2 separate regions of the Homo sapiens genome follow, and region 1 is linked to region 2. The links are chromatin contacts, found by Hi-C or POLR2A ChIA-PET in ENCODE. All regions are on one chromosome and are shown on one strand. Each heading gives the region's core, a stretch centred on a gene start or an enhancer-like site at or near the end of the contact. The rest is flanking DNA. Distances are from core to core; before and after follow the strand shown. Region 1 holds the start of FAM114A2 (family with sequence similarity 114 member A2). Region 2 holds the start of GM2A (ganglioside GM2 activator).

Region 1 (5,469 bases), core at 840-3,339, 2.8 Mb after region 2:
AAAAACTAGATGCCAACATTTAAAAATCAGACTTCATATAAAAATATAGGCTTCCAACTTCTAACTTGTAAAATTAAAAGATCTAGCAACACCGGGCCCACATTCAACTCTGTAATAACTAGCTTGTGCTAAATAGCCGCTGGGCCCTTTTAGCTAGGGCAGTTGCTCTCCAGCTCCCTACAATCCCCCACGCAAATCCACTTCACTCAAATTATGCTACCTGATTAACCTCTGTAGGCATCTGAGTTGGCAACACCTGCCTTAAAAGAAGCTTATGATTTTGACAGATGATGATGCCAATGACAGGATTCAAGGATATGGAAATAACATGAGGGTACAGCCAAAGGCCTGAGGTCTGACAGTATGGAACATGGACAGTTACAGTAGGGAGTAGTTACCATGGCAGAGAGAAGAACAATGGGAAGGCATGAAGCTAGAAAGGTAGATTAAGACAACACTATGGAGTTCAGAATATATGGGCATATAATATAAACACATTACACATTTCCAAAACACATAGAGAAAAAATCCAGATACAACTACTCACTGACATACAAACCAACTTAGAAGTAGCCATTCATTCACTCGCAAACATTTTTTGAGTACCTACTACGTACCAAGTAGTACCACAGTACCTGTGGAGATAGAGAACTAATGTAAGCCATTCACTCCAAGGGCCTATCTAATAGGAAAGACGAGACAGTTTTTGCACAAAGTTCAATTAATGTTTTGTGTATATGAATAAATGTTTCCTATCTTTTCCTTATGCTCTCTCCAGGTTGCAACGCATCATTATCATCATCATAAATATATACAGTATACTATATGTAGAATATATAATATACATATTACATAAATTCATATAATTCCATGAAAGACTGGAAGGACATACTCCAAAATATATTTTTAAAGACAGGGTCTCGCTATGTTGGCCAGGTTGGTCTTGAACCCTAGGCCTGGCCTCAAGCAATCTTCCCCTGCCTCAGCCTCCCAAAGTGCTAAAATTACAGGCGTGAGCCACCATGCCCTGCCAAAACAGTCCCTTTACTAAAATATTAAACACTGGTTATCTCTATTCTTTCATTTGTGCCAGATATTTGAGCTAAGCCAGAAGAGAATTTTTTATGGTGATGGTTGTTTATATTATCATTACTATCGTTATTAGAATGACTGTACCATCTCTTTCCTCAACTCATTCATAATCTAGGAGAAAGGTTAAAAAAAAAAAAGGAATAAACACCAAGTACGTGGAACTGCACTATTTAGTGTTTTTGTAAGTCTTCCAGGCATTGTGTAGTAAGCGTGTAGAAATAATTGTAGTTTCTCCTCCAGTTATTTTCTCAGTTGGAGGAGAAAGATTCCAATAACTGTAAATAAATACGGCTGAGCCATATTTTTAAGAAATAAAAACGCATACGCTTACACACACACATATATATTACGTATATATACACTCCACCCGCCCCATTTACCAAAATGAAGAGCAGTACAGCTTAGTAGCTAAGAGCACGGGCTCTGGAGTTTACTTTCTTCCTGTCCTGCAGCGATTGTGGGGAAGTCAGGTCACCTGTCTGCCTCTCCGTTTCCTCATCTGTCAAATGGAGTTCTGGGTCCCTATAAAGATTCAGTGACGCGATATGTGAGGGGCTTGGAACAGTGACCGGCACGTAACCGCCCACAGGTTAACAGCTGCTATCACTTGGTGGGGTGATGGTTTGTATCCTATCGTTATTAATACGGCTGTCTCTAGATGAGCAAACATGCGCTCTCACTTCTTCCCACATTCAAGAATGGGGTCCCAAACGAGAGATTCGACGTAAACGTCCGCTCCCAACTAAGTTCTCAGGCGCTGACAACGACAAGAATTCCTCACACAAACGTAGCGCTTCAATCACTAAACCGCTTTCACAGCCCTCGACCCTGCCGCGAGATGTCCGCCGCCCACCGTCAGGTCACCGCCTCCCTAACGACTTCGGCTGCCCGGGCCCTGCCCCTGAACCTCGCACCCCTCCTGCCTCGTTCAGGAAGCTCCGCACCTATCCGGCCGCCACCCTCAGCACAGCCACGGCAGCCGACTCGGCGTTCCTACTGCCCCGGAAGTGCTCCTTCAGCGCAGAGGCGTGCCGGTGTGTCCGAGAAAACTTCCGAGTTAAGCCGCCGCTGAGGCCGGAAGGAGCTAGACGGCGGTCGGGTAGGTGACGGCTTGGTTGGGGTCGCTGCGAGGGGACTACTAGGAGCGCCGAGGCGTGAGTCGTAGCCTGTGGCTTGGGGTCGGGAGTGCAGGAGGCGAAAATGTTTGCCATTCTTTTGAAAGTCTGGCCTGGGTGTGGGAGTTCGGTCATCGAACACTTACTGAGAGCCAGATACCTGCCAGGCACTGCCCTGGGCTCCAGGGACACATCAGTCAACGAACGGAAGGGCCCTGCTCTCAAGCAGTGCGAAAAGCAGATTATAAACAAGTCAACAAACGGGATTATCTAAGGTGGTAGTAAGTGCTGTAAAGAAATTTAGACTGGATAATGTGATGGAACGAAGTGGGAGAGTAATAAGCCGTATGAAAATCTGGAATAGAGCATTCCAGGCAGAGAGAATAGCGCGTGCAAAGGCCATATAGTGGGAACAAACTTAGCAAAGTCAAGGAAAAGACAAAGGCCACTGGCTAGAGCAAAAGGAGCAAGGTGAGAATGGAGAGAGATGAGGCCAGGGACTTGAGCCCAAATCTTGTAAGGCTTATGAGCAAGGATAAAGAGTTTGATTTTTGTTTGGAATCCAGTGGAAAACCATTGAAGGTTTCTAAGCAGATGAATGACATGATCTGATTTATGACTCTAAGATTACTCCTGGGACCTCATCAGAAAGATGCAACTCTTCTGTTGCCCTCGAGCAGTGAAAATGCATGAAATCCAGACTGACAGAGCTAGTAAAATATTAAAATCAATCTTATTGTACAGATAAGAAAAACTGAATCCCAGAGAGGTGAAGGGACTTAGCCTTTAAGAACTCATGTTTTCCAACTCCATTTAATGCCCTCGGAATTATCATCTTAATTCCCAGATAAGAGTAATTGTCACTTCTAAAACTCTTCAGATATTTTCCTTTGCTTTTGACAGTGGTTCTCTAAATTTAGGTTCATCAATATCACCTGGAAGCTTGTTAAAATTCCAAAAAACAACAACAAAAAAACCCCTGCTTAAATATAAAATGGATCATTTCCTCTGATTTTCTGTTGTAATGGAAAATGCATAGAATTTGGGGCTAAAGTATGGAATCTTGGGAAGCCACTTATTTTTTAAATGCTGCTGATAATTATAGCAGCAGTTCTCAAACTTTTTGATCTTAGAATTTCTTTATACTTTTAAAATGTATTGAGAACTTCAAAGGGTTTTTGTTTATAATAGCTATCAATATTTACTATTTTAGAAAACAACTTTCAACAAAGGTTATTCATTTTAAAATAAACTCATTATATGTTAACATAGATAGCATTTCTGTAAAGGATATTTTCCAAAATGAAAAATTATTGAGAATGGCATTGTTTTACATTGTTACAAATCTCTTTAATGTCTGGCTGAATAAAAGACAGCTAGATTTTCGTAACTTCTACCTTCATTCTCTTACAATATCAATCATCATGTAACTTTTAGAAAATTGTGCCATATTGTGTGAGAATGTGAGTGAAAAAGGGATATGTCCTAATATTATGTAAATTGTTTTGAAACAGTGTCAGGGACACCCAGGAGTTCCTGCACCACACTTTTGAGAATTACACTGAATTACGGTGATTGTCATGCCAGTAAAAGAAATATGAGTTTGATTTGTAAATCAATAAACCTATATGCACATTAAAAATGCAGATGCCCAGGCATCCCCTAGAGATCCCAATTCAATAAGTCTGTGGGGTCAAGAAATCTGCATCTTTAACAAGCACCACAAATTAATTTGATATAAATGGTCTGAAAATTACAGAGTGAGAAAACCAGTCAAATGATTCTCTAGAGTGTTCTGCCTACTAAAACTCAAGATAGGTGTCTTTCTTATCTTCACCTCTCTCCATCAATAGTTTCCAGAGCCTGAAGCTCTGGAAAGTTAATAAGTTTGTAGCAGACACCTTTCACACTACCAAGTCGATGAGTGTCTGAACTCAAAATTTTGAGCACTTGCCACAGGCAGTGGCCCTGTGCTAAGGACAGAAGGTTTTTAGACTCTATCATTCATAAGCTTACAGTCTTTTGAACGGATAACTAACTGCTAAGAGGAAAACTGATAAGTCTTATAATGGCGTACTCTTAATGTGCTAGGGGACTGACAGAGCAAAAAAAAAAAAAACTCATCTGACAAGAGGGTGGGCATGAGAGGGTTTCCTGAATAAGATGAAATTAGAGTTGAATATTATAGAGAGGGTACAGTTTCCCCCAGAAAGATATTGACGGGAAGGGGCAGAAAGATTTTTAAGCAAAAGGAACAACTAGTAAGGTGAAAAGTTATTTAGAGAGAATAAAGTAAAACAAGCGTAGTTTAGGCTTTCAGCCATGGCAGGAAAGCTGGGTAGATTATAGGATTTAAGCAAAGAAACGAATGATAATGATAATCAGCCTCTAGGTGAGGAAACTAAAACCACTGGAGCACATCATAGCTAATTTGTGATAGAGGTAAAACTAAAGACCAGACTTAATGTTTAAATCCATTCATTCCTCCTGCAAGCAATTATCGTACATAGAGGCACCTCTGGGCTTCTCATGACTTTCTGTTCTGCTGCCTGAATCTATTCTTGGAGAATTACAATGCCAAATTGGAATTTTAAGCTTATCTCATGGGCAGTGAGAAATCACCAGTAGATTGTAAAATTACCCTGAATTGCTCAGATTTGTGTTTAGGACCAATTCTGAGTGTCACAGTGTTTGGATACATCATAGAGGTAAAAGGAGTTAAGGAGATCCATTCTGAAATTAAGGGGATAGTGTGGTATACCCAGGTGAGATAAAAGGATATGAGTTAGGACAGAGACAACAGGACTTAATTGAAAAATGTGTAGGAGGTGGAATAATAACAATAGCATATATTTATAATTTACCCACATTAGTTCATCTTATCCTCAAAACTACCCTATGATGCAGTTACTGTTAATATTATTTTATTTAATAAATGTGAAAACTAAGGCCTTGCAAGCCTATGGCTTCACCCAGGGGTAGGATCAGGCACCTTAACTCTAGAGCCCATTCTCCTAACCACTGAGCCATGATTGTCTTACAATTTTGATACTGCAAAACTGGAAGAATTGTCTGGCTATTATCTAAGCTGTTCATAAGCTGAACAAGTAGATCTGAGGGTAAGAGGAGTTCTGTTTTAACTAGACTGAGTTTCAAATAGAGATGTTTCAGACTATAGAGGGGGAAAAATGGCCTGGGAAGATCATAAATCTAAGCCTGTTTCATTGATGTTTTTGTCATTTGCATCCAGTAGCTATTCAGC
Region 2 (5,533 bases), core at 2,500-4,999:
GATTTCTGACCATGTGCTCTGTCTCTTGCAAAATAGGTCTAATTGCAGGATGATGTCATAATTAAGGCTACCATTGACTACCCATTTTTTCCAGGCTGGGCAGCTCATAATGGAGCCAGACAGTACTGCAGAAAAAAATTATATGTTTTCTCTTTAGATTGTCAGGGTCAAATTGATCGCAATGGTGGAGGACGTAGCCGAGCGGGGAATCAGGTGGAATAGGTAGAGAGTTGCCCACAGTGGTCTGGAAAAGAGAAGAGGACTGACCAGGTGACCCAAATTTTACCTGAGGCATCCTCCTGGAAAAATTCTGGGCCCAGACTGGGGTCCCTGGGAGCATCTCCCCATTAGGGCCCTGACTTAGCCTGTTAGATGTCTCTGACCTTAGATAGGTGCAGGCATTGCTTTGGAATGGTTCCCTCCACCACTGAAGACCTACTGTGAACTTTCCTTAAGGTTTTCCCATGCCACTTAAAGCAACTTTTTTTTTTTTTTGAGACAGGGTCTTGCTCTGTTGCCCAGGCTGGAGTGCAGTGGCATGATCTCGGCTCGCTGCAAGCTCTGCCTCCCAGGTTCATGCCATTCTCCTGCCTCAGCCTCCGAGTAGCTGGGACTACAGGCGCCGACCACCATGCCTGGCTAATTTTTTGTATATTTAGTAGAGATGGCGTTTCACCGTGTTAGCCAGGATGGTCTCAATCTCCTGACCTCGTGATCCGCCTGCCTCGGCCTCCCAAAGTGCTGGGATTACAGGCGTGAGCCACCGCAGCCGGCAAAGCAACCCTTTAACTCTCTCAATTTAGGCAATAATAGATTACCTTTCATGAATTCCCCCCACTCCCCATGCATCACACAGACCACCTACGACATGCCTGGACCCTCTGACTCATATAACCTTTTTGCATAGCTAGGTGGGTTTTCTGTCCTTAGCCAGTCAAGTGGGGGAAGGGAAGGGAAGAATTTAGCATAAGGTTTAAGTCACCTGAAACGTGTGAGTTTGCCCTGGATGAGCTGCTGCTGCTGCCAACCCAGACACAGGTAGGGATCTATAATCAGAAAGGACAGAAAAGAGTCTTTCACCCTTCTGGGCAGGGCAGCCGTCCCTGTTCACTCTTTGGCCTTCAGAGAACACTGGAGAGTGGCCCCGGCCAGTTTCCCTCAATTACCAAGGAGCTACTAGGAAACGACCAGTGAAAGACTGAAAAAGCAAAAAACAAACAAACAAAAAACAACAAAAAACAAAAAGGAATAGAACTCAGAAAAAAGAGAGAAAAAAAGAAAAGGAATAGGACTCAGAAAAATGAAAACAAGGAAAAAGACTTCTCAGTGACCAGGCAGTGGCGGTCAAGTGCTTCGACACGGAAGCCTTTCAGTCTCACCAGAGAGTGGCCCTGGCCAGAAACTTACAATTTCCTCTGTGCTTAGGCGCTGTCCACCGAGTTGGGTTCCGAGTTGGAAAGGAAAAGAGAGAGGGAGAGAAAAATTCCCCTGCATTAAAAGGGAAATGGAGAAAAATAAATCCCAAGCTTTGGGCCTACCTTCTCTCCTGGCTGGCTTGCCAAAATATGTTACCAGTAGAGGGTTTTGACTGAAAGTTGTCTAGGTTCTTGGCGTTTTTGAACAAAGAATTGGAGAAAACACACAGAAAAGCAAGGGAAAAATGGAGCAATGAAAGAACAAAAGCAAGGGTTTATTAAAAATGAAAGTACACTCAACAGTGTGGGAGCGGGCCAAGCAGCAGCTCAAGGGCCCAGATACAGAATCTTCTTGGGTCCAAATACCCCCTAGAGGTTTCCCATTGGCCACTTGGTGCTCACCTCATGTAAATGAAGTGGTGGCCCGCAATCAGTCTGACTGGTTAATCAGAGGCCGAAGTGAAGTTACAAAGGTCATGCTCCTGTGCAAACATCTGATTGGTTGTGGAAAGCAACCAATCAGGCTGAAGTGAAGTTACAAAGTTGCACTTCTATGCAATTTTAACATATAAACTGAAATGTAGCATAGAAATCGAAATGTACTTTCAATTTCCCATCTGCTGCACAGAAAAGGTGGGGGGTTGTAAAGAGAGTAGCCTCTGGTCCTCTTGTTACTTAGGTGTGGAAAGTTAGGGTTTTCCTTTCGATTTAGTTCTAGGAAGTCAGCGTGAAATGGCCTTAGGTTCCCTGCCTGCAGACTCTATTCTCCTACCTCAGTTGGGCTAGGTGAAAGGGAAGAGTTGATCAGAATGGGAGGATCATTATGTAAAGTATGGAGCTTAGTTAATAATAGTGTACCAATGTCATGCCCTCAGATTTAAAAAAAATTTTTTAATTTTTTATTCTTTTGCCACCTCCTTGTCGCTGGCAGTGCCCCCCAGTTATGCACAAGCACAAGCTCTGGGTCTGCAGTCTGAACCCCCGGCCAGGCCACGGGTGTCTTATCAACAATAGAGGAAACGAACAGAACTTTGTAGTATTTTTGCAACTTTTCTGTAAACCAAAATAAAAAGTTTACTTTAAAAAAGATGATCAGGTGAGTTTTAAATTCTACACATGCATTCATGTACTCAACAGATTGTCTATTATGCATCAGGCACTGGGTATAAATGAGTGCCTGCATCATGATGCCACCCCTTGTGTAGTTTACAATCCTGTGGTAAATTGGCGGTATTGGTAACAACATCCCTGTTTTTTCTAAAAGCAAATCTCCAACTAGTATATTAACCTGACAAAATCTTGGCTGATGGGGTGTCTAAAAAGAAGTCTTGCTCTATTCCTTCCTAGCTGTGCGACCTTGGCAGAGCTAACCTCACTGTGTATCAGTTTCCTCAGTGCTAAAATTGGGGAAGAAAAAAAAAAAGCATTCCCTTGTGCGTCCTTAGCATGCTTTCAAGCAGTTACTAAATGTTAGTTTTTATAACGGTTATAATTATTAAAAAGATACGGATTCGTGAAGTCAAGAGATCAAGACCGTCCTGGACAACACGGTGAAACCCCGTTTCTACTAAAAACACAAAAATTAGCTGGGCGTGTGGCGCGTGCCTGTAGTCCCAGCTAGTCGAGAGGCTGAGGCGGAAGAATCGCTTGAACCTGGGAGGCAGAGGTTGCAGTGAGCCGAGATCGCGCCACTGCACTCCAGCTCGGGCGACAGAGCGAGAGTCCGTCTCAAAGCAAAAAAAAAAAAAAAAAAGACACACATATGGGGAAGCGTAACATGGCAGAGAGTCTGACATTTTTGTCCGGAAGGACTTGGGGATGAAAACACTGAATCCGCGGTTTCCCAAAGGTCCTTCCAAAGGTGACGGCCCCGGCACGAGTTCACAAACCACAGCTCCGCCCCATCCCCTGCCCGGCCCCGCCCTTCCCAGGAGCTCTGCTCCGCCCCGCCCCCGACTCCGCTCGGCCCCTCCTCGCGCCACGCCCCCGCCCCTCCCGCGCGCGCAGCTCCGCCCCGCCCTCGTGATCCCGCCCCAACCTCGTGCTAAGCTCCCTTCCGTTCCAGCCGCCTTCAGCCCCGCCGCGCTCAGTTCCGCCCCTTTCTCTTCCAACTCCGCCTACGCCCCAGAGAGGGAAGGCCTTGACACCTACGCTAGAGAGACAGGCTCCAATGAAAAGAGCGAGGGGGCGGAGCCGGGAGGAATCGGTCCAATTCTCGGCCGGGAAGTCTCTGGCCGGGACGGGGCAGGGCGAACCTGCCAGTGACTGGACTCAGCTTCTTTGCGTAACCAATACTGGAAGGCATTTAAAGGCACCTCTGCCGCCACAGACCTTGCAGTTAACTCCGCCCTGACCCACCCTTCCCGATGCAGTCCCTGATGCAGGCTCCCCTCCTGATCGCCCTGGGCTTGCTTCTCGCGGCCCCTGCGCAAGCCCACCTGAAAAAGGTGAGTGCACCCTCTTTTAAGAGTCTGTTTGCAGCCTCCTGGCCCAGCTACGGGTGTGCGGGTCTGGCTGAGATATGGGGGTGGCCACTCCGTTCTCTAGAATTGGTTCTCTGCACTAGAGCCTTCCAAAGTAACTAATTATGGGATTCTGGTCTGTACAATGAGGGTGGCCTCTAAAGACTTGTTCTGCTCCAGGCCCTTTTTGGAGAGATTAATCTCACGTCTGCACTCTCCTGCCCTCCCTCCAAGCGCCGGAGTGAAAATGCAGACAGCCTTAAAACTAAGGCATTGCCCCCAGAGATTCAGTCCTGTTAACCCTGCACCTTACTCCTGACCCCCACTCCTTATGTCCCCCATGATAAGGCCTGCTGCCTCATCTCTTCCCCTGCTCGAATGCCCTGAGGTCTTCCTGAGAGTTGGGAGGGTTTGAGAGCTTTTCCAGGCCAGAGGATCCAGATTTGCCCATCTGGTGACAAATACCCAGGCCTGTGACCCCGCTGCCCTTGGTTATGAGCCACTGAGACAACAGTCCCCGTACCCTCCAAGCTTCCTCCTTCACTTCTCATTGACACCGCTTCTTCCTTCACTTCTCATTCACACCGTGCTGCAGATCCCTGGGAAAGGGAAGTTCTGTAATCCCTTCACCTGAAAAAGCCTCGTTCCTGGCTTATTGCAGCTAGCCCAATGTCTTTCAGATTCAATCTATGTTGTTGCAAATGACAAGATGTTCCCCCTTTTAAAGGCTGAATAGTATTCTGTTGTGTATATATGCCACATTTTCTTTATGCATTCAATTTGATGGATAATTTCTTCATCAAGTGTCTGTTGATGGATAATTTCTTTATCCATCAAGTGTCTGTTGATGGACACTTAGGTTATTTCCATATCTTAGCTATTGTGAGTAATGCTGCAATGAATATGGGAGTGCAGATAGCCCTTCGAAATGTTGATTTCAGTTCCTTTGGATATATACCCAGAAGTGGGATAATGGCTCATATGGTAGTTCTGTTTTATTATCTCATTTATATGCGGATTCTAACCAAGTTGAACTTACAGAAGTTGAGAGTAGAGGTGGGGTCTCACTCTGTCACCCAGGCTGGAGTGCAGTGGGGCGATTGTAGCTCACTGCAGCCTTAAACTCCTGGGCTCAAGCAGTCCTCCCACCTCAGTCTCCTGAGTAGCTGGGACTGCAGGTGTGGGCCACCAAGTTCTGCTAAGGAATAGGCTTTGAGATTTATTGCACACCAGGGTGACTATCGTCAGTAATGTATTATATACAGAAGCTCCTTAACTTTCCATGAGGTTATGTTCTGATAAACCCATCATAAGTTGAAAATGCATTTAATACAGCTAACCTGAGAATCATAGCCTAGCCTACCTTAAACATGCCTAGCCTACCTTAAACATGCCCAGAACATTTACATTAGCCTACAGTTGGGCAATATCATCTAACACAAAGCCTATTTCATAATAAAGTGTTGAATGTCTCATGTGATTTACTGAAGACTGTACTGAAAGTGAAAAACAGTATGGATACTAAAAGTACAGTTTCTACTGAATATTTATCACTTAGGCACGATTGTAAAGTTGAAAAATGGTATGTCAAACCATTGTAAGTCAGGAACTGTGTGCATTTCAAAACAACTAAGAGAATACATTTCACATTGCAGT

What was found. Hi-C counts contacts between places; a loop is a spot of excess contacts on that map. ChIA-PET counts read pairs that join two places held with the same protein, here RNA polymerase II (POLR2A). Pooled maps may share reads with other maps.
Region 1: a loop to region 2 is called in a pooled map, with 13 times the contacts of the local background. The contact joins the promoter of FAM114A2 here to the promoter of GM2A in region 2. A Hi-C loop is called at or near these places in 1 of 37 single-sample maps with no recorded cell type and 7 of 50 pooled maps. POLR2A ChIA-PET finds 5 or more read pairs at or near these places in 1 of 52 experiments (GM10248).

Annotation. Positions count from the first base shown.
Region 1 is chr5:154,036,821-154,042,289 of GRCh38, forward strand. It overlaps FAM114A2 (family with sequence similarity 114 member A2), which reads right to left and starts at 2,090. Exons shown (of 14, transcript NM_018691.4): 1 at 2,037-2,090. MFAP3 (microfibril associated protein 3) reads left to right here and starts at 2,147. Exons shown (of 3, transcript NM_005927.5): 1 at 2,147-2,191.
Region 2 is chr5:151,249,436-151,254,968 of GRCh38, forward strand. It overlaps GM2A (ganglioside GM2 activator), which reads left to right and starts at 3,750. Exons shown (of 4, transcript NM_000405.5): 1 at 3,750-3,862. The coding sequence starts at 3,782. LOC124901115 (a long non-coding RNA gene) reads right to left here and starts at 1,750. Exons shown (of 3, transcript XR_007059003.1): 1 at 1,539-1,750; 2 at 983-1,046; 3 at 1-244. RefSeq lists a silencer at 3,361-3,710.